4 separate regions of the Mus musculus genome follow, and all the other regions are linked to region 2. The links are chromatin loops, found by intact Hi-C in ENCODE. Cell type or tissue: gastrocnemius. All regions are shown on one strand. Links, peaks and the distances in the headings refer to the core of each region. The heading gives the core; the rest is flanking DNA.

Region 1 (7,819 bases), core at 1,449-6,448, 1.7 Mb before region 2:
GAAATATAGAGTAGGAGTGTTTCTGAGTTGTTAAGCTACTGTCCTGTTTTCAGGGTTTAGAATTGTGTTTTTATGACAAGGAAAGTCAGTGTGGCACTTCCTCCATCTTGTATTCCTGGTAAGGCCATTTCAGGTTTAACTACTTCTTGATCTTGACGTAGAATCTTATAGAATATTACCCAACTGTTTTATGAACCAGAGTTCAAGATTCCCTAGCTAATGTAGCTTCTTTTAAACTGCTTGTTACAAACAAACAACAACAACAACAGAAAAAAATTCTCCCTCTAGCAGCAGAGTGAGATACCAGGATGTGATCCTCAATACAAGGAATAAATCATTTCAATCAGCTACAAACTGTTTCTGAATGGTCATCCTTGGTGGGCTTCTCATAACGGATTAGGTACATAATTTTAGGTTCTATGGCAGGCTTTCTTTTAGCTCCACCAATATCAAAGACAGTATAAGCATGCCAAATTATTCTTTATCGTGGTTGAATTATCCTTAAACTACCTGGAAAATAGAGACTGGGGAAAAGGAGACCCTGCCCCGTCACTGACCCAGGAGAACCTGGAATATATGAGGCCAAGGAGGTCCTGAAGAGTTTGCACTGAAAGGCGTTGCTGTCTTGGTGACTGGAGACAACATAGATGAAAGATCTATGTTCAAGGAGAAAACACCATTTCTTCAGTCCAGGGCCAGCCTAAAAGAACGAGACTAAGGACTCTCCTGTTCCAGGAAACCTCGCCTAGCTCCTGTTGAGCTGTTTCCATCATGTTCTTGGTCTTTTTTCCACTTGACATGACAAAGCATTTTAACTATTTCCTACATTCCCTGCTACCTTGCCTTCTACTCCTTGTGCCTAGCCAGACGATAAGTGTAAAAGCCGGGGCACGTCTCATGACTCAGTGTCTGATAATGTAGGTGTATCACATAGAGGTATAGAAGAATGAAAAGAGAACCACACAGATGCATGAGTCATGTGGGAACATCACAAGAAAGATTGTGTAAACTATTCTTAAACTATGCCAAAATCCAGTGTAGCTGAGGTGGTGCTGTGGTGTTTTCATCATAGACCTTAGCAATATAAATCAAAGAAAAGTTTATTACATAGGTGCCCAGGTGTAGTAAACAAATAACAGATAACAGTTAACAATGTCTTTAGGTGACAAAGGGGATATCAAAAAAATATCCCTTGTGTCAAGCACTGCTATTTTCAGAATTACTTAAGAAGCCTGGATTATTTTGTCCAATGGAGAAGAAAAACAGAAGATATGAATCATGGAAACATAATGGAAGAAATGTCACAAAAATGTCTTGGTTTCAAATAGCAGTGAGTAGACTGTGTTACCATTTACAGTTTCCCAGCGGAAAGTATCTAGAAGACTAACAGTACATGCCTTCTGGGAAGCAAGATGGTATTTTGGTGAATGAAAATAGCCATTCTCGAAGGCAGCTAGGGAACAAGTATGGAAAATATCCTATGTTTATCATTCAATCTATAAATCCCACCTCTTAATGTTTCCCATAAGGTTTTTCAAAACTGCATAGAGAGGTATCACTCTGCATTTTTATGATTAAAAAATTTGAAGTTACTGGTAAGTCTCCAATACTTTAACTAATGGTCAGGTAGTAGATTTTAAGGACATTACAATGAAAAACCCAACAACAAGAGTCACTGACATATAATTTAAGTCGTAAGAACAAAACAAAGCAAGAAACAAAACCAAGACAAAAAGAAACATAAAACAAGCAAGCAAAAAAACCAAAAACAGGAACAAATATAAAAACAAAGGAACCACCACTGTTGGAAATGTAAAGGAGTAGGAAAGAAGGCGTGAAAAGCAAGCTTTAAGTCCTATGGCCCACACTACTCAAGGTCAGGGAGGACGGGAGACTCCTGTAATCTTAGTACTTGAAGGTAAAAGGAAGAAGACCCAAAGCTTCATGTCAAGCTCAGCCACATAGAGATTTCAATTTCTTCATTAAATTAAAAATGTGTTGAATGACGCTAAGGCAGACTTGAGAAGCCTGCATCTTCTGCCTTACAATTAAGCCAGAATACGGCATTCTCGTCTCTTGTTCATACTCCCTCAGATAATGAGCAGGCTGGACTTCCCGCTACCTGTTTCTTTGAAGACCTTGCTAATTTTTCCAACATTTGTCACTGTTTCTTCCAATATGGCATGGTCAAGTAAAACATCAAGTATTCATGTCTTTTTGTGTAAAAGAAACAGTAAATAAAAAGGGAAAGGCATAAAGACAACAGAGAAAAGAATCCCTAACTGGAGAGATCCACTTACAGTAAGAATATTAACATCTTACTCCAAAGGGAGTAAGCTCAAGGTAAGCAAGCTTCAGGAACCGTCGTCTATGTTCCTTTCTTGCTGTTAAGGTGGGCTGTGTATTCTCTCTCACACACAGAAATGTTTCTAAGACAAGTATTTTAGCCATGGTATTTTGTGTGTATGAGAGTTCTGTCTCTCTACTTCTGTGTCTGTCTCTCTACCCCACCCCCACCCCCACCCCCACCCCACCCCGCCCAATCGCACTGTGTGTGTGGGTGTGGGTGTGTGTTTTGTAGTCCAGGTTTCTCTGTGTAGCCCTCAACTGTCCTGGAATTCTCTCTGAAGGACTGGCTTGCCTCAGATTCAAATCCTCCTGCCTCTGTCTCCCAAGATTAAAGGAAGGTATATCACCACTACCCAGCATTCTAAGAGCTCTTGAAGTCTTTGCCTAGCCTTTTCAGGAGCCTGCCTTTCATATTCAAGGATTCGATAAACCAATGAGAAAGCAGGGGTGAAGTCCCGAATCATGGATAAAATATTTTAAAATATTTTCCATGAACTACTCATTCTGAGCAACTTTATTTTCTCCTGTCACCACATATTCTCAGACAGTTTAAAAATGAAAAAAAAAGAAAAAAGAAATTTAAAACTTAACACCCGTTAAGCCATTTGCCCCATCTGATTCCTAGTTTTCCTGCCCTAGCACAAATGCTCGAGGCACTGACTTTTTCCCAGTCAAAGCCTTTACCAGTTTTTTAACAATTACTTTGTAAGTCATGGAAATCCAATTGTCAACATGGTGGTTTTTCAAAAAAGCTAAGTTGCTTCAAGTATTTATAACTCCTCTGGTTCCATCTATTGTCAATATCCTACCCTGAATGTAAATGTCCCAAGACATAAGAAACAAACAAAAAAAATTAGAAAGCTGTGGTTGCTTTTCACTGAAGCGCAATTGGCTGTAATGTTTTAATACTCAATCTCACAGTAGGAAGCTAATTTGAAAGACTAAATACATTAAAGGCCAACTCCTACAGATAGCACTGCTACAAAGCACTGAGTAAAATACCTAGACTCAATATGTACAACATCGAAACTCATGACACAAAGTGGGAAAATGGCAATGATTGTGACCTCAGCCTTTAAACTCAGAGCAAATGCTCAATTCCACTTTTCATAAAGACATATTTGGCTAACAAAGTTAGGTCATATATTACAACTTCTTTTCTGAAAAGTGTGGGTGGCTCTTAAAAGAGCCTTTGGGTTTGTTGTGAGCCCTACGAGCTCACTTGGAGCTGGTGTACTTGGTGACGGCCTTAGTGCCCTCCGACACGGCGTGCTTGGCCAGCTCCCCGGGCAGCAGCAGGCGCACGGCCGTCTGGATCTCCCGGGACGTGATGGTCGAGCGCTTGTTGTAATGCGCCAGGCGGGACGCCTCGCTCGCGATGCGCTCGAAGATGTCGTTCACGAACGAGTTCATGATGCCCATGGCCTTGGAGGAGATGCCGGTGTCGGGGTGCACTTGCTTCAGCACCTTGTACACGTACACCGAATAGCTCTCCTTGCGGCTGCGCTTGCGCTTCTTGCCATCCTTCTTCTGCGCCTTAGAGATGGCTTTCTTAGATCCCTTCTTAGGGGCTGGTGCAGACTTAGAAGGCTCTGGCATTCTGTTCAAAAGAAGACACACAAAATGGTCAGAAACTGGTAGGCAGTGAGGGCGCACTTATTTTATTTATACTCCTGAAATTCAAATGAAGGAGCAAGTGCTTTTACTTTTGATTGGTTAAGAATAATGGCCTCAAAGGCTTTATGCAAATAAGAGACTCAAAATCCCATCTACAATTGGGCAAGAGAAGAAGACCATTTTGACCAATAGGACAGCGATATTTCGTGACACTACACAATCTATGTGGTATGTTAACAGTAGGTTACAGTGTTTCCTTATTTGGGAACTTTTAGTAATGTCTGGACACTGCAAGCAGTGCGACAAGGCTCCCGCCAAAGCCAAGACCGGCTCCTCCCGGGCCGGCCTACAGTTAGTTCCTCGTGAGCCGTGGGCGCCGGCGCTCCGGTGTACCTGGCGGCCGAGATCATGGAGCTGGCGGGCAACGCGGCCCGCGACAACAAGAAGACGCGCATCATCCCGCGCCACCTGCAGCTGGCCATCCGCAACGACGAGGAGCTCAACAAGCTGCTGGGCCGCGTGACCATCGCGCAGGGCGGCGTCCTGCCCAACATCCAGGCCGTGCTGCTGCCCAAGAAGACCGAGAGCCACCACAAGGCCAAGGGAAATAGATTCAAGTCAAGAAATTCTACTATTGACGTATCTAACGGCTCTTAAGAGCTATGCACTTTTTCCCAAGATCAGCTTGTGATGCAGTACCTATAGTGCCTTCCCCTTCTGTAGAAAATACACAAATACTTCTTTGAGTAGTGAGTGTTCATATTTAAAAGCCCAGTTTTCTACGAAGTAAAGATTGGTAACCTTTAAAATAACTCACCCACAGCGCTTGACATACTAGTTGCCCCCTTTAAGACCAAGAATGTGAGTTAAGATTGTTGGATCATGATTTTACTTTACCCAACTCCAAAGTAGTTACAAGTTATTACGCTTTGTACCTTGTAACACAAAATTACAAAGGAATGGAGCAACGTCTAGGCACTCAGACTTGCAATCACCGCATCTCGAAAACAAGATTGTGATTCCATCTGGAGATAAAAACTCCATTAAAATACCAATTTTAATTTTTTCTTTTTTTTGTAAGAACAAAACGTAACTAGAGTGTCAGAACAAGGTAGCCAATCAGATACTCTTAAAACTACCAATCACACGGGCTATTTCCCAGCCAATGAATTTGTAGCGCGCGACTTTCAAAAAGTTGCAAGGCCAATCAAAATGTTTCTTAGTATATTTAAGGGCAAGATTTCTTTCGTCCTGCACTTTTGTGTATCTCCTCCCAAGAATGGCTCGTACTAAGCAGACCGCTCGCAAGTCCACCGGCGGCAAGGCCCCGCGCAAGCAGCTGGCCACCAAAGCCGCCCGCAAGAGCGCCCCGGCCACCGGCGGCGTGAAGAAGCCTCACCGCTACCGTCCCGGCACCGTGGCGCTGCGCGAGATCCGGCGCTACCAGAAGTCGACCGAGCTGCTGATCCGCAAGCTGCCGTTCCAGCGCCTGGTGCGCGAGATCGCGCAGGACTTCAAGACCGACCTGCGCTTCCAGAGCTCGGCTGTCATGGCTCTGCAGGAGGCGAGCGAGGCCTACCTTGTGGGTCTGTTTGAGGACACCAACCTGTGCGCCATCCACGCCAAGCGTGTCACCATCATGCCCAAGGACATCCAGCTCGCCCGCCGCATCCGCGGAGAGAGGGCATAATGGTTTTTATGCTATTTAAAAAAAGGCTCTTTTAAGAGCCACCTAAGATGTCATGTAAAGTTGCTGTATACTTCTGATTTTTACTTAGTACCGCAGTTACAGTTTATGTTGCAACAAAAGCTAGTAGTTCTTTACATTTGTTTCTTTGAAAATTTTTAGAGTTACTTAAGTGATTTTATATTAATCCCATATGAATTATAAGCTTTCGTAGTGATAGTGTTGCGACTAAAAGTGTAGGCATGAAGGTGGATTGTAATTAAGGTGACAAAGTGGAGGAGAAAGCATGTGATGGGCATTACAGAGTCAGCTGTAAGCAATCTGAACACTTGATCCTCAGGAAAAATTCCTGGTACAACTTTAGAACACCATATAGATTCAGCACTGAATTGCATCTTCCTAGAAACAAAGACGTCCTCAGGGAAGAAAGTAAAAATTAGAACTGAATCATAAGAGAGACCCCCAACAGATATCTGGTACAAATCAAATGAACCAAGTATTACTTAATCGCATCAGGAACTTTGAAGCAAGATGATAAAGAATTTGAGGCCTGTCTGTCCCAATACAGTGAGTAACAGGTAGGCTTAGGCAACAAAGTAACTTCTTGTTTCAAGAGAGAGTGGAGGGGAGGGGAGAGGGAAAGGGAGTGAGAGAGAGAGAAAGAACAGGAGCTTAGACTGAATTATTACTTATAATTTTTTACTAATTTTCAAAGCATTTTTCCCCATTAAGGGATTTTGGGAAGTTAACTACTAGCAAATATTTCCAGCCACTCTCACAGCAAACAAACGCAATTATCCTGCTAAATAGGTTTTTACCAAAATGGATAATCAAATGTAAATTTGTCTTCATCATCTTCAAAGGTGACCGTGTTTCAGGTATTAAGCTGTGCCAAGATAGGCCGGAGAAGCTGTGAGAGCCCAGCCTTCCTTAGACCCTAAACTCTGTCAGCACTGGTATGAGGAGGCATGGGTAGGACGATGCATGAAAAGATCAGGATTCTCTCTAAACTTCAGGACCACATCATTATTATTGTTTCCTTAGAAACTGCTAGATACTACCCCAGAGCATGTATTTTTGTTTTTCCTACACTATTAATATGAGAGCTGTTACTGACAAGCATTTTAAATTTAGCTAGTCTAGTCCAAATTATACTTCAATTCCAGATTACAAAGACATCACATGAGGAAAAAAAAATTGACAGAATAGTTTCACATTATTTATTGAAAGTCTATTTGTTTATCCTGGTTGATGGAATTAAGATAGGTTTCAGTTGTTTTGGTTTTTAATTAGAAAAATTTAATTAAACATATGATCATATAGTTTTGTGGAAAATTATTACTGTATAGAAGATATGATACTGATTCATAGAGCAGAAACTAAATGAATCCTTGATGATCCCAAGCCTCCATTCTCAATCTCTAAAACTGGAAAAACAATAATAGTACCCTCCTCTATTTGCTATGCCAAGACTGTGTCAGGAAATGAATGTATTCATTCACAGCTACTATGTTTGGCTTGCTACAAAATAGTGCACATGAAATACTAGCTCTTAGTAAGTGTTGTGACCACAAGCCCTGAATCCCTGCTCTCTTCCAAATGTTTCTAAAGGTGTGAGCCTGCATACCTAGCTTCTGTTCATCTCTAGCTAGGACTGCAAACACAAGGAAAGCTATCGGGAGGAAGTCTTGTAAAGAAACGAGAATGTCACCTCAATGTCTGTTATGTTGGCATGAGGTTCTCTAACCTAAAATCAGAATAAATTGTCCTTATGGAAGCATCTCCATTCCTACACCTGGAAAAGGAGCAATCCGGACCACTACGGATGTCGAGATGGCAGTGCCCTGAGGCCTTACTCAGACAACAAGGCTGTCAATGCAGTTTGAACCTCTGTCTGGACCAGTTTTCACCAACTGAAAGTTTTCATCTTTTGAAGCTTGAGCCCCACTTTCCTGGGCTACCATCATTCATTCTAAGTTCCCCTCTCTAACTTTATCCTTGAGTTTTATTCTGTTCTGTGAACTCTGAACTAAAGACTGTGGGTGGGTTATAATGTTTAGCTCTCGAATAAAAGGAGATGTTTCTTATAAAAGTACAGATGGAGACTGAAGATATAGCTTAATGGAAGATCATTTGCCTGGTATACACAAGACCCTTAGTTTCCCC
Region 2 (7,819 bases), core at 1,639-6,638:
ACCTGGTTTTTGACAGGATGTTAGGTATTCTAGATAGCTGTGGTCTGGAGGCCACCTCCACTGAAGGTCATTTGAGTTCTATGCAGGCAGCTTACAATGTAGTGACTTGTTTTATAAGAGCGAGCAAGCTGTAAGACACAGAAACAGGGACAAAGATCACTTTCACTCATGACCTAACTTAAGGAGTAACAGGCTGTAAGGGTCCATGATTTGCCAAAGAGTGATACCCCAGACTCAAATAGTTTGCAACAGCAAAAAGCAGAAATTCAGCAGAAATTCCTGCATGCAGGGGTCTCCTCATTTAAGAATGGAGACCCCCGGTGGACTCAAAGGCCCAGCTTTTACTGTCAGTTAGGGGAATTCCAGGGAGGGGTGTGTTCCCTTTTACCTTGACTGATCAGCTCTGTCTATAAGGGTCTGATTGGTTAGGGCTCTGGAGACTTCCCAGGATGGTTCCTTACTCATTCTGGCTACCTATCCTTGCTCCAGGCCAGATGATGTAGTATACTCGTATTGGCTGACCAAAGCTGTGGCTGGCTGGCCACAGGTTCCTGAATCCACGTTCTTGGTCCTGGGAAACAGAAACGTAGGCCTAGTCTTCCAAACTGCCTGTTTGCAGCCTCTCAGCCTGGCTCTGGCTATCATGTCCAGTGCATTTTATTCCTTGGAAGTGCTTAAGGATGTCTAATCCTAATTTGTGAGATTACACAAGGGGCTAGGGTCTCAACCTTCCTCATGTTGTGGGGTCTACTCAGATCCAACACAACTCAAACACCAGGGCAATGCAGAAAAGAAAAGTTTATTGTAATCAAGCCACTACCAATGGATCAGAGCCACAGAACTGACTTGGGAGCTGAACTGAGACACCTTCCACCCCACCCCCCTTCCAATTCCACTCCTGGAACGAGGATGTTACAGAATGTTGTGGTGAAAAATGACAAACATCTGTGCAAAGTTACAGTTACATTTTTTTCACCAATCAGGACTCAGGAATAGGGGACTTTCCTGGGAACATTCCTTTGTGCTTCACTTATCCTGTTGTCCCTGGTTGATTTATTCAACTTTGGCAGGGACAGACTTGCCTAGCGTTTATGTTTCAACTTTCCAACCAGGATTCAGTCGACCCCTATCTATAACGGAAGATTTATTCAAAATGGCTTCAGTTTGTTTTGCCTTACACTAATACTGTGAGACTGCTCCCCATGTTGTGGTGACCCTTAGCCATTAAATTATATTTACTGCTACTTTATAACTGTAATTTTGCTACTGTTATGAGTGGCAATGTTAATATCTGATATGTAGGCTATCTAATAGACTACCCCTACCAAAGGGTTGTTTGACTCCCAAAGGAGTTACAACCCACTGCTTGAAAACCAGCAGCAGAAGAGGAAACCAAGAGATGCCAGCTGAGAAGCAGTCTTCACACTTGAGAATTCTCCATTTCCTCAAGAGTTACAAAATGTATTATTTTGACTTCATAATATATGAGCTGGGGGGGAGGGGGAGAACTACAACCTTTTGTGACTACATATAATATCTCATATAGCCAAGCCTAGCCTCAAACATTAAGTAATGAAATGGAACCATGATTTCCTGGTTCTCATGTCTTCACCTCCCAAATGCTGGAATTACAAATGTGTGCCACCTCAGCTTGTGTCTGGATTGCAGTGGGTCAAACCTAGGGCTTTGTTTAAACTAGGGAAGCACTATACAACTGAAATACATCCTCAGGCCCTTGGAATATTGATGAAGAGATTTGTAACAAAACCTTTTCAATTTTACATAAGAGAAATATTTTCCAGAAACATTGTCATTTGTTTTCTAGTCTTATTTTTGATGTGTCAAACACTTCAAATGTGTGCATATCAATATTTCATTACTGTGTTTGTATGTCTTAAATGAAATATTATAGGGCAAATTAAATCACCTTGAAACTATAATTATCACCACCACACAAACTACCAGTCACCTCCTTCAACACTGGCAACTTGCCATGTCACAGGAGTTTAAGAAACAGAATGGCTTATTTCCTACATTGATTGGCACTGTTGCCCCTGTGTTGGTGCCTCAAGAGGACTGCTGGGTCAGCAAGAGAGGCTGTCTTAGTGGAATTAGAATGTGTGTCCCCACGTAGTTCTAATCCTACCAAAAACTATTTGTCCAAGTGTCTGATAAGGCTTCTTGTAAAAACAGCCTCTAGAAGGTACTGAATATTTAATTGAATACAGGTCCCCCAAAAAATCTTGGTTGTTGAATACAGTTGGGCATAACATGAACCTGGGGCTAACATGAAAAATTTGGAGCTACTTAAGTGGCTTGAAAAATCTTTCTCCCAGCCAGACAGGGTGGTACATGCCTCGAACCTGAGTACTCAGAGGAAAATCTCAAAGCTAGCATCAGCTACTTAACATGTTAGAAGCCAACATGGATTACATGAGAACATGTCTCAAAAACAAAACAAAAAAGCAACACGCACATACACAAAGATAAGATACTCTGTAACCATGTGGCCTTGGGCAATTAATTCACTGCTATTCGTATCCTTCATAAATCCTCTTCTGTACAAAGAGACTATTTGAGTTTCTAGTATCAAAGGATCTTTTCCAAATCAAATATGCTACTATGCTTGCTGTGGTTGAGACCAATGGTGGATTTCTTTCATGTTTTACTCTCATCGACAATGTCATTGTCAGGGTTTGAGTCTTTACATAATTACACCCGACGTTATCATCCTTTCACAGTAAAAGGAGTGACTCAGGTCTAGTCAGTGATGTGCTCCAAGCATCTCGTGTGGGTACAAGTGACACTCATCTCTGTTGCTTCTGCCCTGGACTCAGCACTTCATAGCTGGCTGCCACTGTGGAAGTAAAAGTGAGAGAATCAACACAATGAGTCGTGGGGAGTCCAAGAGATCCCCATGTACCACCTACCTTCTCACCGGGTGTCTTCAAGTCACAATTCTTGGTACTTCACTAACTTATCCAGATTCTATTGCCTTAGTTGGGGGTTATTATTGCTATGATAAAGCAAATTGTGGAGGAAAAGTTTTATTTGGCTTACACTCTCACATCATTGAAGGAACTCAGGAGAGAAAATCAAACAGGGCAGGATCCTGGAGGCAGGAGCTGTTGCAGAGGCCATGGACTGGCTTACTTCCTGTGGTTTGCTCAGCCTGCTTTCTTATAGACCCCAGGACCTCCAGCGGAGTGGTAGCCCCACCCACAAATGAGCTCAGTCCTCCCACATCAGTCACTGGTTAAGAAAATGTCCTACAGGCTTGCCTACAGCCCAGTCTTATGGAAGTATATTCTCATTGGAGGCTCCCTCCTCTCCGTTGACTCTAGCTTCTGCTAAGTTAACATAAAACTAGCTAGCACAAATACACAGTGCCAGACACCTCTAGAACCTAGAGAACTTAAGTGATCAAAATGTTCTAACTCCATTTCAAAATATGCCATCCACCAAATCCAACTCCCAAGGTATCTAACTTCTAATGGAAAGAGTGGGTAAGTTGAGCCAGTGAGCAAATGAACAAGGAAAGAACAGTATGCCAAATCCCAGATCTTGGGATAAAAACTGTGATATCAGTGGGGCGCATAGATGACAAGATGTCAAAGAAGACATTGTTCTTAAGATGAGTTTCTGTTGTCAGGACTCAGAAGTCCTTCCAGACAGAGTGAAGGCCCCAATTATAAAAGAGAATAACTATGTGTCCGCCCCACAGTGATCCCAAACACAGGAACCACTGTCCGTCCTTCCTCTCAAAGAGAAGAATCGGGCTTTTCTTCAAAGAAGATGCAGCAGCCATGCTGTAGGGTCCCTTCCAAGATCAGGTAATTAGTGTACTAATAAACTACTAGCGTATTTTGGTCACATTACTCATAAATAGAAAGGGGTTCCTTCCAAGAAGCTAATGAGAAAAGCAACAGGCAGAACCACATTAGAAACAGCTTTAACCGCAGTCATTTGAATCCATAAAGCAGGCTAAGAAGAGCCCTGATGCTTGTCTTTACAGGTTGTACATGGGTACATGCCTAAGTTGTCCACCTGAAAGAAAGGAGCCCTAAACTCACAGATAGACAGGTTGAGAGACTGACTCCACCTTTGGTTGAGTTTCCCCAAGATGTCATTTGAAGGTGTTAGGGTTATCCTGGGGATAGGGCCTTGAACTCAGAGTCATTGTTTGTTCAAGTCTTTTTTTAACCAAGGTTGTGCCTAACCTGGAAGTCTGACTAGAGTTTAGTATAGAAGTTGAAAACCCTAAATGACATATATTCCATCACCAAGTAAGTAAAGGACAAGAGACATTGGAGTCTGCTGGGAAGACTCTGACATATGCAGTTAGACTCTAGCTAATCCAAACTGTGTTATCCTAAATGGCCACAAGATGGAGACATATCTTTTCAACTAATCTTCAACTAAATGGAAAAATCTGACAACTCTTCCCTGGAGCCAACAGTTCCTTTTAGCTCTCCTTTTTGTGATACCCAGACACTGAGCTACAAGATTTGAGACTACACTGCTGGACTTAACCTAGAACATTGAGCAGTTATTTAGATTATTTAGAAATGTGCTTATTGACAAAAAGAGAAGCTGTTCATTACTGAGACTGGATCTATTCCACTTTAAAGGGGTAGGTTTGGCTCGGGGAGACAAATTGAAGTATAACTGATGAAAAAATGTGGTATCCAAGTATCCATTACATTCTTCAGCAATTACCATCCACTTCCTATAGTCGTTACTAATGGCTTACTGAATTAGGAGTCTAAAGACACTCAGTTGAGTTATATGAAATCCTAATAGCATCTGAAAATTCATTGAGCTTCCTGTTCAGTTTATGGATAGTACAGGCATATCCTTCTCAGGAATAGAGTACTATGTTTAATGGTCTAGGGGTAACAACTACCAACTAAAATTAAAGGACAAAAAAAAAAATTACTGTAATGCAAAGTAACTACCCTGTATACCAGTATTCAGATACCAACCTGGCTGTGGTCAAACGCCAAAAACATAAGTTAGCAGTAGACATGCAGCAGCTCTCTTTAAAAATTGTGCGTGGCTCTGAAAAGAGCCTTTGGATTTGGTGTCAGCCTGGAGCGCTCACTTGGAGCTGGTGTACTTGGTGACGGCCTTGGTGCCCTCCGACACCGCGTGCTTGGCCAGCTCCCCGGGCAGCAGCAGGCGCACGGCCGTCTGGATCTCCCGGGACGTGATGGTCGAGCGCTTGTTGTAATGCGCCAGGCGGGACGCCTCGCTCGCGATGCGCTCGAAGATGTCGTTCACGAACGAGTTCATGATGCCCATGGCCTTGGAGGAGATACCGGTGTCGGGGTGCACTTGCTTCAGCACCTTGTAGACGTACACCGAGTAGCTCTCCTTGCGGCTGCGCTTGCGCTTCTTGCCGTCCTTCTTCTGGGCCTTGGTGACGGCCTTCTTGGAGCCCTTCTTCGGGGCGGGAGCGGACTTCGCAGGCTCAGGCATAGTGAAGCAGGACCTCTACGTAGAGCTATACCACAGAAGCTGATCGGCTCTTCCCTTTTAAAGAGGCCTTATTCAAATAAAGCTTAGGAAAGCAAAATGATGATTGGGTGATTGGTTTGATGACGTCATATAGGCTTTGGCCCAATCAAAATACTTGTTGCTATAATCGCTTTCCATTGGTCTAGATGAAAAGAACGCAGCCAATCCCGAACGTTCCTTTTCGCGCCCAGAGAAAACTATAAGGACCAAGCTCTTGCTCTTTGGGAACGTACAGTTGTCACTAAGGCTGTTTAATCTTTACAATGTCTGGACGCGGCAAACAGGGCGGCAAGGCTCGCGCCAAGGCCAAGACCCGCTCCTCCCGGGCCGGCCTGCAGTTCCCCGTGGGCCGCGTGCACCGGCTGCTCCGCAAGGGCAACTACTCGGAGCGCGTGGGCGCCGGCGCCCCGGTCTACCTGGCGGCCGTGCTGGAGTACCTGACGGCCGAGATCCTGGAGCTGGCGGGCAACGCGGCCCGCGACAACAAGAAGACGCGCATCATCCCGCGCCACCTGCAGCTGGCCATCCGCAACGACGAGGAGCTCAACAAGCTGCTGGGCCGCGTGACCATCGCGCAGGGCGGCGTCCTGCCCAACATCCAGGCCGTGCTGCTGCCCAAGAAGACCGAGAGCCACCACAAGGCCAAGGGGAAATAAAACCCTTTATACAAAGCACTGTTGATCGCCAACAAAGGCTCTTTTCAGAGCCACCTAACCTTTCCTAACAAGGGCTTAGCACTTAGCTTTCTGGAAAGGAATTGAACAGACTCACGGGCATAGCGCCGTAGGTTTCCTTTTTAGCAAGTTAGGCTAAATTCCAGTTTGTCATTAGTAACTTGTTTTTGCACTGAATGGAATGGAATGGAATTAGAATGAAAACATTTTGTGGCCGTCTATAGTTAATGAGCCAGCGTCTATATTCATAAAGTCAGTGCACAAGGAAAACTAGGCCACCACATCTTTGGCACTGGTTTGGGCGGGCTGTCCCTAGAGACTCAATATTAAGTCACTAAGTAGGATTAGGCCTTAGGTTTCTTAAAGGAGAGGGTTTGTATAGTGTGCATCTCAGCAAGTAGAGTCACTTTTCCCTTGTGTCCTGTAGAGCCATCCTCTACCTCCCGTGTAGTTTTAACATTGTAAACCTCAGGTAAATACACTGTAAAATCTGGTTTCTTTGAGACTTCTAACTGGAGTTCCTCCAGCATTTATAATCTTTTGTTACCTTAAATACATAATTTTGTTTAGTTTTCCTGTGCTAGAATTATTTCTGGACCTGTGTGACTTAAATATTGAACCATGTGTTTAATCCTAACAAGCCTTTAATCCTAGCATTGGGGAGACAGAGCCAAGTGGATCTCGAAGTTCGAGACCAGCCTGTTCTACAAAGCTACTATCACATTAGATACATTAAGGCGACTGTCACAAGATAAATGAGAACAGAAATAACAGCAGTTTAAATGGTTCACGTACTAAAACACTGTAGAGGTTTTTTGTTTTTTTGGGTTTTTTTTTTAGCTGTGTGATTCCATTAGTGATTTTTCTCACTATCTTATTGATTCATTAAAAGATATTCCAAGTATCCGCAAATAAAGGGAGAATGACGAGATCTGCTTCTTTTCCACTTACATCCTATACAGTCTTTTTCTTGTTTAAGAATGTGCCACATTAAAAGGTGGAAGAAACTTGTTCTTATATAAAATGAATGAGCCGCTAGGCTCCTGGGCTGCTGAGCGCCCCTCCCCCGCCCGCAGGCACTTCCGCCTGACGTTTCTGTTTTCACTCCGGTCCGCAAGTTCCCTATAAGAGGGACCGGCCTTCTCCACAAAGCCATCTGCTTCGTCTTAGAGCAGTACAATCTTGTCTTCATCATGTCTGGTCGTGGCAAAGGAGGAAAAGGCCTGGGCAAAGGCGGCGCCAAGCGCCACCGCAAAGTGCTTCGGGACAACATCCAGGGCATCACCAAGCCCGCCATCCGCCGCCTGGCCCGGCGCGGAGGAGTGAAGCGCATCTCCGGCCTCATCTACGAGGAGACCCGCGGTGTGCTGAAGGTGTTCCTGGAGAACGTGATCCGCGACGCCGTCACCTACACGGAGCACGCCAAGCGCAAGACCGTCACCGCCATGGACGTGGTCTACGCGCTCAAGCGCCAGGGCCGTACTCTGTACGGGTTCGGCGGTTAAGCTGCTCAGTTTCTTCCAATGCTACTTAAAGGCCCTTTTTAGGGCCACCACAAAATCAAAAGAGCTAAGTTGCTTTTCAGTGTTCTTTTTGTCCTGGAACTCTGTAGACCAGGCTGGCCT
Region 3 (7,771 bases), core at 1-5,000, 270 kb after region 2:
GCCAACCAGGCACTCTAGCCTGTGTTATTTGCTACAGACACAAACAACGTTTTTGCACAAACCAAAAGAACTATTAGTTCTACTCTTGCACAAATTAAAGGCGGCATCTTTGTACAAATTCTCTTAAGTAATGTTCCTTGCATACTTCGTAAAAGTTAACAGAAATATGCAAGTAACTCTCACGATGCGCTCTGCTTGGTGGATTTTTTTGTAAACACTGGAAGGATTTTTAAAAATATTTTTAGTCAGTTGCGCGTGATTCAAAAAAGCACACACAGGTACGTGAAACCGAAGGCTGTTCTCCCTTGGAACTCCAAACTGCCAATTTCTGTGTTATTATTTTCGGCAGTAAGTAAAAATTTGGGGACTAACAAACACAATTTGGGATTGTAACCTTGAGTCGCCGCGGGCAGAGGGCGGTGGATTGGCCGCTCCACCAATCACAGCCCAGCACCGGCTTATATAAACCAGGAGCCTGAGCAAAGGAGCATCGCAAAATTTGCTCTTCGCGTTAGATTTCTTTTAGTTTTCTCGCAACTAGCAAGCTTTTTGTTCTCGCCATGTCTGAGACTGCTCCCGCTGAGACCGCGGCTCCGGCTCCTGTAGAGAAGTCTCCCGCCAAGAAGAAGACAACGAAAAAAGCTGGCGCGGCGAAGCGCAAGGCCACTGGCCCCCCGGTGTCCGAGCTCATCACTAAGGCTGTTTCTGCCTCTAAGGAGCGCGGCGGCGTGTCCCTGCCTGCCCTTAAGAAGGCACTGGCTGCTGGTGGCTACGATGTGGAGAAGAACAACAGCCGCATCAAGCTTGGGCTCAAGAGTCTGGTGAGCAAGGGTACCCTGGTGCAGACCAAGGGCACCGGCGCCTCTGGTTCCTTCAAGCTTAACAAGAAGGCGGCTTCTGGCGAGGCCAAGCCCAAGGCTAAGAAGACCGGGGCTGCCAAGGCCAAGAAGCCTGCAGGTGCTACCCCTAAAAAGCCTAAGAAGACTGCGGGGGCAAAGAAGACCGTGAAGAAAACTCCAAAGAAAGCGAAGAAGCCTGCGGCGGCTGGAGTGAAGAAAGTTGCCAAGAGTCCTAAGAAGGCCAAGGCTGCTGCCAAGCCTAAAAAAGCAGCAAAGAGCCCGGCCAAGCCCAAGGCGGTGAAGTCTAAGGCATCCAAACCTAAGGTTACCAAGCCTAAGACCGCTAAGCCTAAGGCTGCCAAGGCCAAGAAGGCTGTTTCCAAAAAGAAGTAGGTTTGCTTGCGACAGCAACAAAGCCCCAAAGGCTCTTTTCAGAGCCACCTAGAGAGCTCTGTGAATGTAGCTGTACACACTTATGCTTTCCATGGTCTGTCTCGATTGGGACAGTTAACTGGAACCCTTATCTGCCACGATTCCTGTGCTCACAATCTACAAGGTAAGACTCCGTTACGATGGCTGTTAGGTACTATGGTCACCTGGTGACCTTTGTACGTGAGCCATAACTGCACACATTCATTTCCCTACCTCCATGTGCTAGCTGGTTGAGCCTGCGTGAGTATGGAAGCACTGGTAACATTAACTTTGTTAGGGTGAAGTGAGGCTTCCACACAGTAGCCAACGCAGGGCGCGAAAAAGATCGAATTCATTGGCTGTATGCTAAAGTATCACCTAAACCAATGGTACGGTGTTTTATTACTAACTTTAAACTTGATTGGACAGTCATTTTATGACGTTTACAGATAACGCGATATTCATCGCCTTAGTTTGTCTAAAACGCAACCAGTGCGGATACCGTCCTACGCACCCCCCCCCCCCCCCACACACACACACTTTAAAAGTTTACTTTTCATCTTAATAGCTGGTGAAAGTCCGGGCCCTACTGGAAGGGCTCTTAGAAGGCGACCACCTCGTATACTGAACAGCAAGGAGTGGAAGCGCAGCCGTAAGCTAGCTGTAGATGCTGAAGGTCCTGAAGCAGACCCTGGACACTGGCATCTTTTCCAAAGCCCTGGGCCACTCACGTGTCCGAGTGCACAAAGGCTGTGCACAAATTTCCACTCTCCCAAGTCATTTACAGTTTTTATGGAGCTTTTTCACTCAGTTCTCCCATTGTTCTCAGTTCTTCACTCAGTTCTTCCACACAGACATTCAAGTCCCATGAAGAACGGTCCTTTCGTTTTAAAGGTTTGTTAATGTGTGACTCCCCTACGTAGGACTTTTATTGTATTTAACATTAGTTTAACATTAGGTCAGTTTTAAGTTTTAAAGACAACGTAGCGATTTCACTTTTAAAGTTTGATTGTCGCCAGTACTACTAATTGGTAATTCGTTCTCACGGCCATTTCAGGCTTCCTAGTGATACAGGTAGGAATGATCGGAATAAATAGTTTTAAAGGGAAGTTTCAAGTCACTTCTCTCTCTCTCTCTCTCTCTCTCTCTCTCTCTCTCTCTCTCTCTCCCCTTTTTCTTTCTTTTTTTCTTTTCCATTATTAAGGATTGGGAATGTGGTTTCTTGCTCACATCATGGCAGGCTTACTGGCTTAAGGCAGAATTGGCTCCTTGTGTATACACTTTGCTGGTAGCTCTATTTTTATTTTATTTTTTCCTTTTATTCTTTTCCTTTTCCGTCAGTCTGTATATCTGGTCTGGATAGGGCAAAATAGCCGTATTTATTCCCATAGCCATACGTTTCTATGATTTTTCTACAATGAAAATGGCAGCTTCATTTTGCCCCCGTGAGTTTTATTTGTCTCTTAATGTTTTGCCCTTAAAAAAATTAATACTTGTAATTATTTTCAGATAGTGTCACAGACCAGCATAGACCTCCAACTGACAGCAATTCTTGCTGAGCCTCAGTTCTGGGATTATATGTTAGAATGCAGGCACCATCTTGCCTGGTTGTCATTAATTCCACGGGATTAGAATTTTCTTCATCTACAATGCAGATCATTCCCTTAGAATTGGCTCTATGTCTCATTTCGATACATTTCTGAATGAGTTGCCTTCAGCAAAGATGTAAAATGCCTTTTACCCCATCTCAAGGCCTCATTCCTAAGAGTTTAAATGACCAACTTGAGTATTTTGCAAATGAAACACCTTAGGTTATTTGTATAGATTTTCATATGTATTTTAAACAAATAGAAAATTAGATATCAAGTAGGTAATTGGTAGAATAGTATTCTTTTCTTGAGTCACAATGGTATTCCTTAAATTTGCTAGAGAGACAGGATATAGGCAAATGTATGTTGCCTCTGAATTCTTTTTTGTATTGATATATCTTCATAGGAATGCTATCCTATTTATTTATATATAATTTAAAAGAATTCTGGAAAGTTTTGTGATTATATTTGTAAATATTTTAGGGCTTTGACTTCATTATCACTTTCATTATTTTAATTTTTAAACTTATGTAAATTTCTATGTGCAGAATTCAAGCATACTTTGCAGGGAGCTGTCTTCCACCTTTGGATCTGGGCAGTGACCCTCTAGTAATGGTGATGGGCAACACAGGAGGCTCCCGAGTGTTTTGAATACACTTGGTCTATGACACAGCACAGAGACCTAGAGCAGAGTATAGAATACACTAATGATGATAATCTCGGCCTGTTCTGTTAATAATTGTATTTACTTACATTTGAAGAAATGAAAACCAGTGAGGTTAAATAGCTGCCTCTGGGAATCTGCCCCCAACCCTGTGTGTGTGTGTGTGTGTGTGTGTGTGTGTGTGTGTGTGTGTGTGTGTGTGTGTTTACAGGCAGAGTAAGAAGGGCAAGCCCAGCAAGAGAGGAAAGGAAACACTAATTTAGGTGCTGTTTTTTGATGCTGCTATCAGTGTGCCCTGTGTTCTGGACCAGGAACACTAAGGTGATGACACAAGTGCCAGGGGTGGCCTGTCTAAGCAGCCTTCCCTCTTAACATCCATTCTTACCTGCATCCCTGCTACTGCCTCTCCCAACGCTGGCATTTTCTGTTCCTTGCCACAACTGTTATGTGGCATTTAGCACCCCACCCCTCCACCACTGCCTTAGTTTTGCTGTATTCCAAAAGAAATTGTGAAAGAGAAATTGGTTAAAAGAAATGATTCATTTATAGTTTGACCCAAATCTGGAAAAGAACCAATTTCTTTGCCAATGTGACTGTGGCACTCTAATGTTTTATAGGAGATAATGAGATAAGGGTGGACTGTAGGGAACTAAGATAGGTTTACAGGGCCCCTTCGGCAAGTGAACACCATTGAGCCTAAGGCACAAAGACCTGGGTGCTCTTAAACTCTCATCCGTCCAACTAGGACACACAAAAGTTAAATCCTGGCTTCTCTAGTGATGACCCTATGGGTTCAGAGGGACAAAGAGGAACACCTACAGTGGTGAGCGGCTAGATGATCTCATCTGTCATGCTCAGTTACCTTGTCTACCCTCCTCCCTTGTATGTCTGCCATTGGGGGTGGAGGGTGCTTTGCTAGGGTGTGGCATGATCTACATGAAGTGTGTTCACAGGTGACACTTCCAGACAAGTACCTTCTGTGTTGCAGCATGGGAGACACAGAGCTTAGAGTTCTTCCGGGACTGAGTTAAATTTATTATTTTAGAGTGCTAAGTTGTTGTGTTGCAGAATGCTGTGTATGGAAGCACTAAGAATAGTGTGATGGTTTGTGTATGCTAGGTCCAGGGAGTGGCACTATTTGGAGGCCTTGTTGAAGCAGATGTGGCCTTGTTGGAGTAGATGTGTCACTGTGGGCATGGGCTTTAAAACCCTACTCCTAGCTCTCTGGAAGGGAGTCTAGCAGACTTTACATGACGTCTTAGAACTCTCAGCTATTCCTGTACCATGCCTGTCTGGATGCTACTATGTTCCTGGTCTTGATGACAATGGACTGAACCTCTGAACCAGTAAGCCAGCCCCAAATTAAATGTTGCCTTTTATAAAACCTGCCTTGGTCATGGTATCTGTTCACAGCAGTAAAACCCTAACTAAGACAGAAGTTGGTACCAGGAGTGGCATACGAACCCCCACACACAAATCTCCATTGGATTTAAGTTAGTACTGAGAGTAGGGTATTACTGTGATAGGCCTAACTATGTTTATGTTTGGAAGAATGTGGATTTTGGGACTTTGGATTTGGAAATCCTTGGAATGCTTTAAGTGGGGCTTAATTGGCCAACCTACTAGGAATACGGAAGACAGTGGTGCTAAGGGTCATTTGAACTGTTTAGGCGTGCTGGCCTAAGATGTTTCAATGGAAAAGAACTGTAATATGTGGCTGAGAGACTGTTTTTGTGAAGAACATGGCTACTTTTTGCCCTGTCTAAAGGAGTCTGCCTGAGGCTAAGGTAAAGAGACTCAGATTAATTGCACTGACAAAGGAAGTCTCAGTAATACCCACCGGAGATTTGTTTTTTGGTTAGGTCTTATGAAGAGCATTTTAACAAACATAGCAAGCTGAGGAAGGAAAAATAAAAAATGTATAGTTTGAATATTAAAGGGACACCAGGAAGTGAAATAGAGCTGAGTCTTGTGTTCAAGGATATTAAATTGAATTAAGGGAGTAGTGACCTTGGGGCAAAGTTCTACCCAGCTAAATTTAGATCCAGGCACTGTTGTAGAAGCCTTTAATTCCTAGAGACAAAGACAAGCAGATCTCTGAGTTCAAGGTCAGCCTAGAACAAAGCAAGTTCTAGGTGAAGAAAAAAAAAAAAAATCCTGGTTTGGTGGACCACATCTTTAATCCCAGTGCTTAGGAGACAAGCATGCACATTTCTGAGTTCCAAGTCAGTCAGTCTACGGAGCAAGTTCCTGGACAACCAAGCTTAGGCAGTGAAGGAGTTGGAAAACAGAAAGCTGGTGATTATGTAAGAGAACAAGGGGGCCATGTTCCAGCCCCAGCAAGCAGCAGAACTTGGCAGCTTTGGAATTGTGTCTCTGGCTTTAGAGTCCAGAATAGAAGGGACTACTGGGACAATTGATACTGTTTAGCTGGAGCTAAGAAATTAGTGGTGATTAAGAAGAGACCCCCCTGACTGAGGTGAACTCTGAGAAGTGTTTTCTGAGAGCACAAAGAAGCTGTGTTTCAGAGATGGCCAAGATTGTACCTCCTGCAGCCCTGTAATTGAAAATATGTAAGAGTTACCCAGGTGGTACTGGTTTTGAAGGCATGAAGGGGTCATGAAGAGCAGGTGAGGCTCAGCACTGTGAGAGGCCGGGGAAGGCCATTGGTGAAAGTGCAGCCTCAGTTGCAGTTGATGGCCCAGGACTGAAGGTGTCATGCAAAGAAGTTGAGGTTTGGCACCATGAAGAGAACATATGAGAGGCTATTGGTGAAGCCTAGTTGCAGTGGAAGTCCCCAATGTGTGCCCTTTCCCCATCCTTGAGTAGGCTGAACAAACCCAGGAAGGTTTTACAACCTATTTGGAGTCGCCTGGCCTCACTGCATTTGCAATTTCCCACAGGAGCTTTGAGGAGTAGACAGCCTGATGAGCTTGCTTTGCAACTCAATCCTGCTGAAACAAAGGTTGGGGTCTGTCGGGTTTCCTTATATAAACTGCAAGTGCTGAAAATTAAACTTTGAGCCTTGATAAGAAACTGTCTTGGCTTCATTCTTCTCTCGCCCTCCCACCCCTCCTGCCTCCAGTTCCTTTTTCATTCCCAGCCTCCCTTTCAGTTCATCCATGACTGCTGGACAGCTACACCAGTGTATTGGAGATGCCAGTAACATGGGATGATCACCAAAAACAGCAGCTGCAGTGGAGTGGATCAACCTGAGCTTAGAGTGCTACAGAGGGCAGAGCTGGAGAAGTGACGCCAGCCATTTAGAGGAGCCGAGAAGATCATGTGTGGATCCCAGACATTGGAACATGAAGATGTAACACTGAAGTTGCCTTGGAGACGCCAAGATGTTAAAGATGCCAGAGCCATGGCCTATCTGCTGAGGAAAGCTGCTAACAGAGAGTGGAACCAGTCCAGGAGAAATATGTTTGTTACAGTCAACAAAGATGAAAAAGGAGCTGGAGATCTGAAAACTGCTTTGACATCAGACATGGAGATGCAGAGTTTGGAGTTTGCCCAGTTGGTTTCCTGTCTTGATTTTGGGATTACAGTTAAGTGATTGGATGGATCTCAGAAGAGACTTTGAACTTTGGACTTTTAACTTTGTTGATACTGCTATAGACTATGGGGACTTTGGAAGCTGGGGTACTTGTACTATTTTATTATGCTATGATTAGGTATGGCCCCCAAAGTCTCATGTGTTTGAACAAGCCTATGGGGAGTTGAATGTGGTAGTTTGTATGCTTGGTCCAAGGAGTGGTACTATTTGGAGGTTTGGCCTTGTTGAAGCAGGTGTGGCTTGTTGGAATAGGTAGGTCACTGTCGGTGTAGGCTTTAAGACCCTACTCCTAGTTGTCTGGAAGGGAGTCTTCCATTAGCAGTCTTCAGATGAAGACTTAGAACTCGTAACTCCTCCTGTACTGTGGATGCTGCTATGTTCCTGCCTTGATGAGAATAAACTGAACCTCTTCACCTGTAAGCCAGCCCCAATTAAATGTTGCCTTTTATAAAACTTGCCTTGGTCATGGTGTCTGTTCACAGCAGTAAAACCCTAACTAAGACAAACAGCCAAGTGACCAAGTTCACAAAGGAGAGCCTTCTTGTTAGACCTTCTATTTCTTGCTTTCTAGTTCTCTTTTCTCTTCAGGACTTGCCTCAAACCTTACATTCTTGAGTTCACAAAACCTGTGCCACCATGTAGGGGCCCTAAGAAGACCTTCCCTTGCACCTGCTTATTTCTGTCTCAGCCATTCTCACTTTCTGCTCGT
Region 4 (7,819 bases), core at 1,022-6,021, 1.5 Mb before region 2:
GAACTTCTTTGCAGATAAAAATAAAGTGATGCTCAACCACTTGCTCTCAAAAAGCGTCGCGTGATCACAGCAGAAGGACGTGTGTGTTTCTGTAGGAAAACTAAGAATTGACTGCTAGGAAAGCTAATTAGAGATTCTTAGAATTAATTAAATTAGATGTTCTTTACGCAGACCCTGGATGAATGTTTTATCTCTACCAGAAAATATCCAACAAAGTCCATAGCAAAATAGACCTTAAAGATCTAGAGAAATGACTTAGCAGTTAAAAGCAGGTTATTCTCTTAAAAATGACCAGAGTTTGGCTCCTAGCATCCAGGTATGTGGATAGGAAGGGTGTGGACAGGATAGGGTGTGGATAGGAAGCCAAAGACATGCAATAATACAGATTTGCCAAAATGCACTGATCTCACAGCAGTGAGTGTGCTAGGCCATCCCTCTATAACCGAGCTATTAATACATGCCCAGTTTTCATACCATAACTTTTAAACTATGGTATTTGTTACCAGGACTTATTTTATAATTCTAATATGCTCCACATAAATTTAATTTGCATAAATGACTTTAGTTTTGTTTTTTAAAAACTTACAGATGAGTCTTGGCACAATGACTGAGTAGAGTACTTGCCATGTAAGCATAAGGGCCTGAGTTTGACTCCCCAGAATCCGTACACACCCAGAACAAGGGAATACATCTGTAATTCCAGTGTTCCTACTTGGAGATGAAAGTCGAAGACAAGGATATTCCGTGGAAATTCAAGAACCAACTATCTTGGTATACACAGCGATGAACACCCACGCGCACACAAGCACACACACGTGAGCGCACACATACACACACACAAACTCAAACAGGCACCAAAATTAATTAGATCTCCAGAGGCATGCCAGGACACAAATACACATCATAGACACATACATGAAAATTTTTATTTAAGATTCTACAAGTATGCACAGAGAACTCATGCTTATAATTCCAGCACTTGAGATGGTGGCAAAATGCTTAGAAGTTCAAGATCACCCTTGAACTTCTTGGCCACAGAGTGAGTTTAAGGTCACATGGGCTACATTAAACTTTATAGAAAACAAATAACTACTGATATCTTCAATCAGGGATAAAAAATTTTCAGCACTGGGAGGTAGCTCTTAGTATTTAAATTTTGCAAATCATTGTCTTCATTACCTTTGTGTAAGTCTCATTTATTTTTGTTTTTTGTTTTTGTTTTGTTTTGGTTTTGGTTTTGGTTTTTTGAGACAGGGTTTCTCTGTATAGCCCTGGCTGTCCTGAAACTCACTTTGTAGACCAGGCTGGCCTTAAACTCAGAAATACACCTGCCTCTGCCTCCAGAGTGCTGGGATTAAATGTGTGCACCACCACTGCCCAGCTGCCTCATTGATTTTTAAAGCTAGATATAAAAGTGAAGGAATTTAAGTCTTTAACAGTAATTAAACTGAAATATTATTTACTTATATTATTAAATATATTTATATTATACACTTAAATATTATACAATTAAATATTATACATTTGTGTTATATAAATATAATTAAATAAAATAATTAAAATTAAAAATTTTTAAATCAGAGCTAGGTCAGCTCTGCATGCTAGCTCATATCCATAAGCTAAGAATCTGAGTGGCTGAAGCAATATTGTCATCCTATCAAGGTCAGCCTCGATGGCCCAGTGAGTTCTGGACCAGCCTGGGAATAGGTATAGGAAAGAGTGCAGAGTGTCGAAATAAAGACACTAAACTTACAAATACCAATGGCGAGATTTTTCTTTTGATACTTCCACTAAATTAAAATTTTACTTCTGATGTTTACCAAAGAAACTGGCATTCCCTCTTTGGGTTCTTAGTCTCATTAATACAAGAACTTAAAAACAGATTCAGACGACCAATGCCAGTTTTATTAGTTTGAAAGACAAACAGTACAGGAAGGAGCTGTGCTAAAACCTGAGAAACTAGAAGAGGGTGGGGGAGGGTAGAGAGAAGGAGGAAGGGAGGGAGGAAGGGAGGAAGAGACAGACAGGGAGATCATACTTTTAAATCATACTTTTAGGGTACCCTTGAAGGTCAGAAACAGAGTACCCCACGGTACCATGCAAAATGTTGTCCGGCCGGCTAAGCAGAGGTCACCAAATTCCAGACTTGTCAGGGAAAAGGATTGCACCAGGACCACCTGGTTGAAAATAACCAGGGACAAATAATAAAGGACCCGCATCCAAGCGGATAGTGGCCAAGAGGGCTAATGAAGTTTCCCAGAAAGCCACCTAACCGAAAGGCCGCCTTTTTCTTTGACATTTCGCGGGCTTTTTTTTTTTTTTTTTTGTACTGTTCCTGCTGTTGCCCAGAGGCTGTGGTAAAGGATTCCCAACCTTCCTAAGCAATCTAGCTTCTTTCATATGCTAATCTTAATGCTTCCATCCAGTCCACCTTCGCCTAATGGACGATCTTCCAATTCGTCTAAACCGTTCTGTTTATTCTTTTCAAACAAGACGTCTTATCTCTGTGTCTCTCTAACTTTTGACATCTGTAAGATTTACTCCCAACCGTTTACTTTCACTCTATGATTTCCTTTCTGTAGACTAAATTGCACTGCCTTGGGGACTCCGGGAAGCTTGGAGGTCGACTGGATCTTTTCTGATCTTCCTTTTCCTTTACTGAACCGAAAGATCAAAGTTTTAAAATACAGTTTTTCCAGGAACGTTTCGATGGTTTCAGAATATTTGGTATTAAATTGAGCCCAAGCTTTAACTTCTGGAATTTCAAAATAGAGCAACTTCTGTTTTTAAAAATATATATACAATTTAATCTAAAGCGTTTAGAAAGAAACCAATTTGATTAAGGAGTGTTAAGAAGCACAGTCGCTTGAACATTATTATACAAGATTACTGCTTGACCAATGGGACCGTCCTTTGTAACCTCTAACCAATCAAACAGAATGAAAGTAAGACTTAATTTGCATAAGACTGCCTACAAATAAGGAAACCGTTCACAGCAGCTCACTTTCTTTTTCTTCCTAAGAAAGAGATCTGAAGATGCCTGAGCCAGCCAAGTCCGCTCCCGCCCCGAAGAAGGGCTCCAAGAAGGCTGTCACCAAGGCCCAGAAGAAGGACGGCAAGAAGCGCAAGCGCAGCCGCAAGGAGAGCTACTCGGTGTACGTGTACAAGGTGCTGAAGCAAGTGCACCCCGACACCGGCATCTCCTCCAAGGCCATGGGCATCATGAACTCGTTCGTGAACGACATCTTCGAGCGCATCGCGGGCGAGGCGTCCCGCCTGGCGCATTACAACAAGCGCTCGACCATCACATCCCGGGAGATCCAGACGGCCGTGCGCCTGCTGCTGCCCGGGGAGCTGGCCAAGCACGCGGTGTCGGAGGGCACCAAGGCTGTCACCAAGTACACCAGCTCCAAGTGAGTTCATTTAACTCACACTCCTAAACCAAAGGCTCTTTTCAGAGCCACCCAACAGTTCAAAATTGAGCTATGCGCTTGTTCTTAGTACCCGCAGTACCACCTTTATATGGTTCTTTATTTACTGGGACAAAGTTCCTCTAGTCTATTCAGGCTCGTCAAATCAAGTATTTAAGATAAAACTGCCAAATTGGCTACTTCTGCAGTGAAGAGAGGCTACATTTCTGTTCTGAATAAAGAACCCCGAACGTTTCACACTGGCATCTCCGAGCGTCCAGATCCGTGGCGCACACATCCGGTCTTTTGTTCTAAGTCTTTCTGGGGAATTAACATTGGCACGGGAAGGCGAGGTGGGACCGTGGGTTTACTGCCTGGTTTAGCTAAGCTACACAAAACTTAATTTAGCAGCGTCTCCTAATTTGGATCAAAACGCAGTGTTGTCCGCTCGGTGCTTGTTAAACTGGTTTTCAGTGACGTTCAGGTCGCCATTTTATGCGGCGCCGCCCTGAATGGAGAGAGTTCTGTTCAGCTCCCTGAAAGCGAAAGTCTCAGCACGAAGGGCCAGCTCGCGAGTCTACCCTCCTAATTCTTAAAAAGTTCCTCACTTCCAAAGACCTAGAGCTTTTGGATTTTTAGGCTTTTGCATATGAACTAAGTTGTAGGAGAAGCAACAAGATCTCCATTTTAAAAAAACGTTTGCTTTGTTTACTTTTTAATTACAGGAAAAGATGAAGTGGTTTGTAAAGCCTGCAAACATTTAATTTCCTTCCCTTTCCTGAACTGCTGGGTAGTTTTTTTAACACCAAGAAAATTCCCAAAACCCTCTCCTGACTCGTTTTTGTAAAGAGACCTGGAAAAAAAAAAATCAGTTCCTAGAATTTAGCCACATCACTTTCTTTGCAATTAAGGCTGTGGAATGTTAGATGTGGCTCTGGGCACTCCCATCTCTTTAATCTGCCAGGCTCTGGAGTTTACAGCTTCTGAGTTTGAGCTCTTGGTCCAGCAGGGAGGGACCCTGACTCAATCTTGTGAGAGAGAAAAAGTAGGAAGTAGAAGTATCAGGAAGTGCTGGGTGTTGGAAGTATCACAGGTATTGGGGATGGAACTAAAGGCCCAGTTCCAGAGCTAGTCTTGCCTCCATCCAGCCTCTACCATGGCTCCCTTCTGAAGCTGGGTAAAGTGCCTTTATGCAACATCCTTCCTAAGCTTTCAAAATAAATACAAAGAAACTATCCACTTTAAAGTAACAAAATTGCAACTGTACTCCAAGAGGCTACTCACTGTGTAAAGTGTTTTGCCACCAAAAATGAACACCTGAGTATGTCCCCTAGCACCTACAAAATAGGTCCTCTGACCTACAGACATCCCAGAGCAAATAGAACACACACACACAATGTGGGTTTTTTTTAACGGTTTTTTTTTTTTTAATTACAAGTCAACTTTACTCACAGTTACTTTAGAAACAATACTGAAACTTCCTTGTGAAGAGTTAAACCTTCATGGTAATATTTTGTTTCCCTTTGTTTTGTTTAGCTGTTTTCTTTGTAACAAGATTTCAGTCTGTAGCCCTGGCTACCCTGTAATTCAACTATGAAACCCAAACTAAAACTCTCTGCTTCACCCTTCTAAATATGCAATTATAGGTGTAGATCTCTACAACTTGTAGTGTTCCTCCTTTCTTGTTTGTGATTTGTTGGTTTGTTTGTTTCTTGGGACAAAGTATGAAACTCACTAAACCAAGCTGGCCTCATAGACTTCAGCCTGACTGTCTGCTGTGCACTGGCATGTGTACCTCCAAGCCTGCTGCTGTACTGTTCATTATTAAAGCATTCCTGATTGAACCTGCTGTGCACTGAAATGTGTACTCCCATGCCTGCTGTTGTGTTCCTTATTAAAGCATTCCTGATTGAGTGTGCTCAGAGCCTTTCAGCCATCCCCACTGATCTTCAAACCAGAATTGCAGTACAGTAGTACTCACTACCTCTCCATAAAGCCCAACCTCATGCCAGGCAGTGGTGGCACACACCTTTAATCTCAGCACTTAGCAGGCAGAGGCAGACAGATTTCTGAGTTCCAGGACAGCCTGCCAGGACAGCCAGGGCTACAAAGAGAAACCCTGTCTGAAAAACAAAACAAAACAAAAAGCCCACCCTCATACAGTTCCTCTCTGGTTATTGTTTTGTTTTTCAATCTTTTCCCACTGGTTGAAATTCCCCATGACACCTCCAGTTTCTGTTGTGTGCAAATTTTCTCTACCTAAGCTTCCTATTGAGGCTTGGCCAGCCTACAGAGAAGATTCTACTTTAAAATAGATAGAAAAACAAAAGAAAAGTGGATGTGAGTATTGACTGTTGAGCTTGTTGAAGGACATATCGATTGGTAAGTTACTTCTCCTCCAGCTAAATAAGCTGATTCAAGCCAGATTGGATTATATTAAAGGCAGGTTTATTGGGAAGCTGCTCTCAGAAGAATTCACTGGCCCCAAGGCCAGGGAAGTCACCATGGGCAGAGGTTGGAGGAAAGAAAGAGAGAAGGGGTATACACCAGGAGAGAAGAGAAGGGGAAATGTGGGAGGAAAGAAAAAGCAGAAAGACCAAAATGTCTGAATTACATAAGGAAGAGCCTCTGGGGGAAGGGCAGCCCATCCCCTGGGCTAGAAATTTCAGGGTTGGGGGCAGGGTGTGCCAGATAGGGACTGTGGGAAGCTGGGAGAACCTGGAGACCAGGTCCGCTTTGATATGTAAAATATGTTAACTTGTCCCAGGGTCTGAAGCTAAATACTGAAGATATTTACCCAAGTTTTTATTGACTACAAGGTCTGGGTCTTTTTTTTTTTTTTTTTTAATTCTTGGAGGGAAGGGCTGGAGGGACAGCTAAAGCATGTGCTCCGTGTGCCTGGTGGCCTGAGTTTAGTCCCTAAAGTGTATATAAAGGTAAGAAATATATAAACACAAATAAAAAAAATTTTTTAAGTTCTTAGCAGACACTGATGTTTCTTCTCTGGTGACTCTTTGGGAACAACTGATAATGCTGACGAAAGTTAATGAAGTCCTGGACCATATGAAGTTTTCCTTGAGGAATAGATAGAAGATTTACACGTCAATCTCTGGTGCTTATTTTACAGATTAGGAAGTTAGAGAAAGCTGGGTGTGGTGGACCACGATTTTAATCCCAGTACGTGGGAGGCAGAGGTAGGAAGATATCTGTGAGCCTGGTGTATAGAGTAAGTTCCAGGCCAGGGCTATTACACAGAATACATGGAAAGAATGAAAGGAGGGAGGGGAAGAAATTGTAGAAAGCTCCAGGTTAGAAAACTTGAACATAATTCAGTGTTCCTAGGTTTCCAAGGCCTGGATTGATTAGAGGGTTTGGTTTTGAGACAGGATAGCATCTATACCTTAAGGGACTTGGAAAAAAGGATCTTGACTGACCCTCAGCCCTCTCCTGAGAATGTCAGCATTAAAGAATGAGACAACAGGCCTGCTTTTAGGCTATCAATACTGAAGATAGACAGGTGGACCTGCCTAAACAGATACTATGTATCGAGCCAGTCCCAGCACCCACCCCATTCCAGAAAACCACCTAAGAGCAGCTCCTTTAAGTGAGAAGGTAGTGGCCCTGAAAAGGGCCTTTGGTTTTTGGGTGAAGAAAAATAAATGAGTACGTTTAGCCGCCGAATCCGTAGAGGGTGCGACCCTGGCGCTTGAGCGCGTAGACAACGTCCATGGCGGTGACGGTCTTGCGCTTGGCGTGCTCCGTGTAGGTGACGGCGTCGCGGATCACGTTCTCCAGGAACACCTTCAGCACACCACGGGTCTCCTCGTAGATGAGGCCGGAGATGCGCTTCACTCCTCCGCGCCGGGCCAGGCGGCGGATGGCGGGCTTGGTGATGCCCTGGATGTTGTCGCGCAGAACTTTGCGGTGGCGCTTAGCACCACCCTTACCAAGACCCTTGCCGCCTTTCCCGCGTCCAGACATGTTAGCAAACTAGGAAGGAAGCTCACTAGCCAGTGACTGTAACAAGCGGCCTTCCTGGCTTTTATAATACCAATGCGGACCTGTTTGAAAACCTGAAGGGAAGGGGGCGTGAACCATGGTCAATTCCCGCCCTTCTGGCGTTTATCCTATGAAAAGGCTGAGGAGACAAGGCGGGTCCTAAGACAAGAGCAGAGCCAGCAGTTGAAAATTCAACACATTGCCCTCAAGAGTGACAATTTATGTATTGTGAAAAAAGAAATTTGTCTTTTATCAGACCAAATAGAAAGTAATGTTATTAGTCTCGTGAACCTATAAATCGGGACACCCCCCGTATTATTTCAGATATTTACATTACAATTCATAACAGTATCAAAATTACAGTTAAGCAGCAGTGAAATAACTTTATGGGTGAGGGTAACCACAACATG

Evidence for each region. A loop is a pair of places that touch in the nucleus more often than their neighbours do. Peaks named below come from ENCODE experiments on the same cell type or tissue, not always from the same donor. Only the 100,000 strongest peaks of a DNase experiment are listed, where the experiment ranks them.
Region 1: a loop joins it to region 2, with 6 times the contacts of the local background. A loop is called at or near these places in 24 of 42 quality-filtered maps.
Region 3: a loop joins it to region 2, with 6 times the contacts of the local background. A loop is called at or near these places in 2 of 42 quality-filtered maps.
Region 4: it touches region 2 in a loop (6-fold over the local background); 12 of 42 quality-filtered maps call a loop at or near these places.

The regions. Positions count from the first base shown.
Region 1 is chr13:23,742,924-23,750,742 of GRCm38, reverse strand. It overlaps H3c3 (H3 clustered histone 3), which reads left to right and starts at 5,222. Exons shown (of 1, transcript NM_175653.2): 1 at 5,222-5,701. The coding sequence starts at 5,246. The coding sequence ends at 5,656. It overlaps H2bc3 (H2B clustered histone 3), which reads right to left and starts at 4,009. Exons shown (of 1, transcript NM_175664.3): 1 at 3,520-4,009. The coding sequence starts at 3,948. The coding sequence ends at 3,568. It also overlaps the pseudogene H2ac5-ps. In gastrocnemius, for the core only: a CTCF peak has its summit at 4,553; DNase peaks (open chromatin) are centred at 3,924, 4,324, 5,163 and 5,552; H3K4me3 peaks cover 2,469 bases; H3K27ac peaks cover 1,755 bases.
Region 2 is chr13:22,040,892-22,048,710 of GRCm38, reverse strand. H2ac11 (H2A clustered histone 11) reads left to right here and starts at 5,762. Exons shown (of 1, transcript NM_178186.3): 1 at 5,762-6,233. The coding sequence starts at 5,784. The coding sequence ends at 6,176. It overlaps H2bc11 (H2B clustered histone 11), which reads right to left and starts at 5,513. Exons shown (of 1, transcript NM_178198.3): 1 at 5,053-5,513. The coding sequence starts at 5,481. The coding sequence ends at 5,101. H4c9 (H4 clustered histone 9) reads left to right here and starts at 7,349. Exons shown (of 1, transcript NM_175656.3): 1 at 7,349-7,751. The coding sequence starts at 7,388. The coding sequence ends at 7,699. In gastrocnemius, for the core only: a CTCF peak has its summit at 4,379 (motif pointing right); DNase peaks (open chromatin) are centred at 5,087, 5,619 and 6,495; H3K4me3 peaks cover 2,047 bases; H3K27ac peaks cover 1,851 bases.
Region 3 is chr13:21,773,344-21,781,114 of GRCm38, reverse strand. H1f5 (H1.5 linker histone, cluster member) reads left to right here and starts at 490. Exons shown (of 1, transcript NM_020034.2): 1 at 490-1,283. The coding sequence starts at 561. The coding sequence ends at 1,232. In gastrocnemius, for the core only: no CTCF peak of the experiment used is centred there; DNase peaks (open chromatin) are centred at 593, 1,578 and 1,917; H3K4me3 peaks cover 2,627 bases; H3K27ac peaks cover 2,525 bases.
Region 4 is chr13:23,581,174-23,588,992 of GRCm38, reverse strand. H2bc6 (H2B clustered histone 6) reads left to right here. Exons shown (of 2, transcript NM_001177653.1): 2 at 3,023-5,323. The coding sequence starts at 3,037. The coding sequence ends at 3,417. H4c4 (H4 clustered histone 4) reads right to left here and starts at 7,425. Exons shown (of 1, transcript NM_175654.3): 1 at 7,024-7,425. The coding sequence starts at 7,391. The coding sequence ends at 7,080. In gastrocnemius, for the core only: no CTCF peak of the experiment used is centred there; DNase peaks (open chromatin) are centred at 3,067 and 3,855; H3K4me3 peaks cover 2,954 bases; H3K27ac peaks cover 3,734 bases.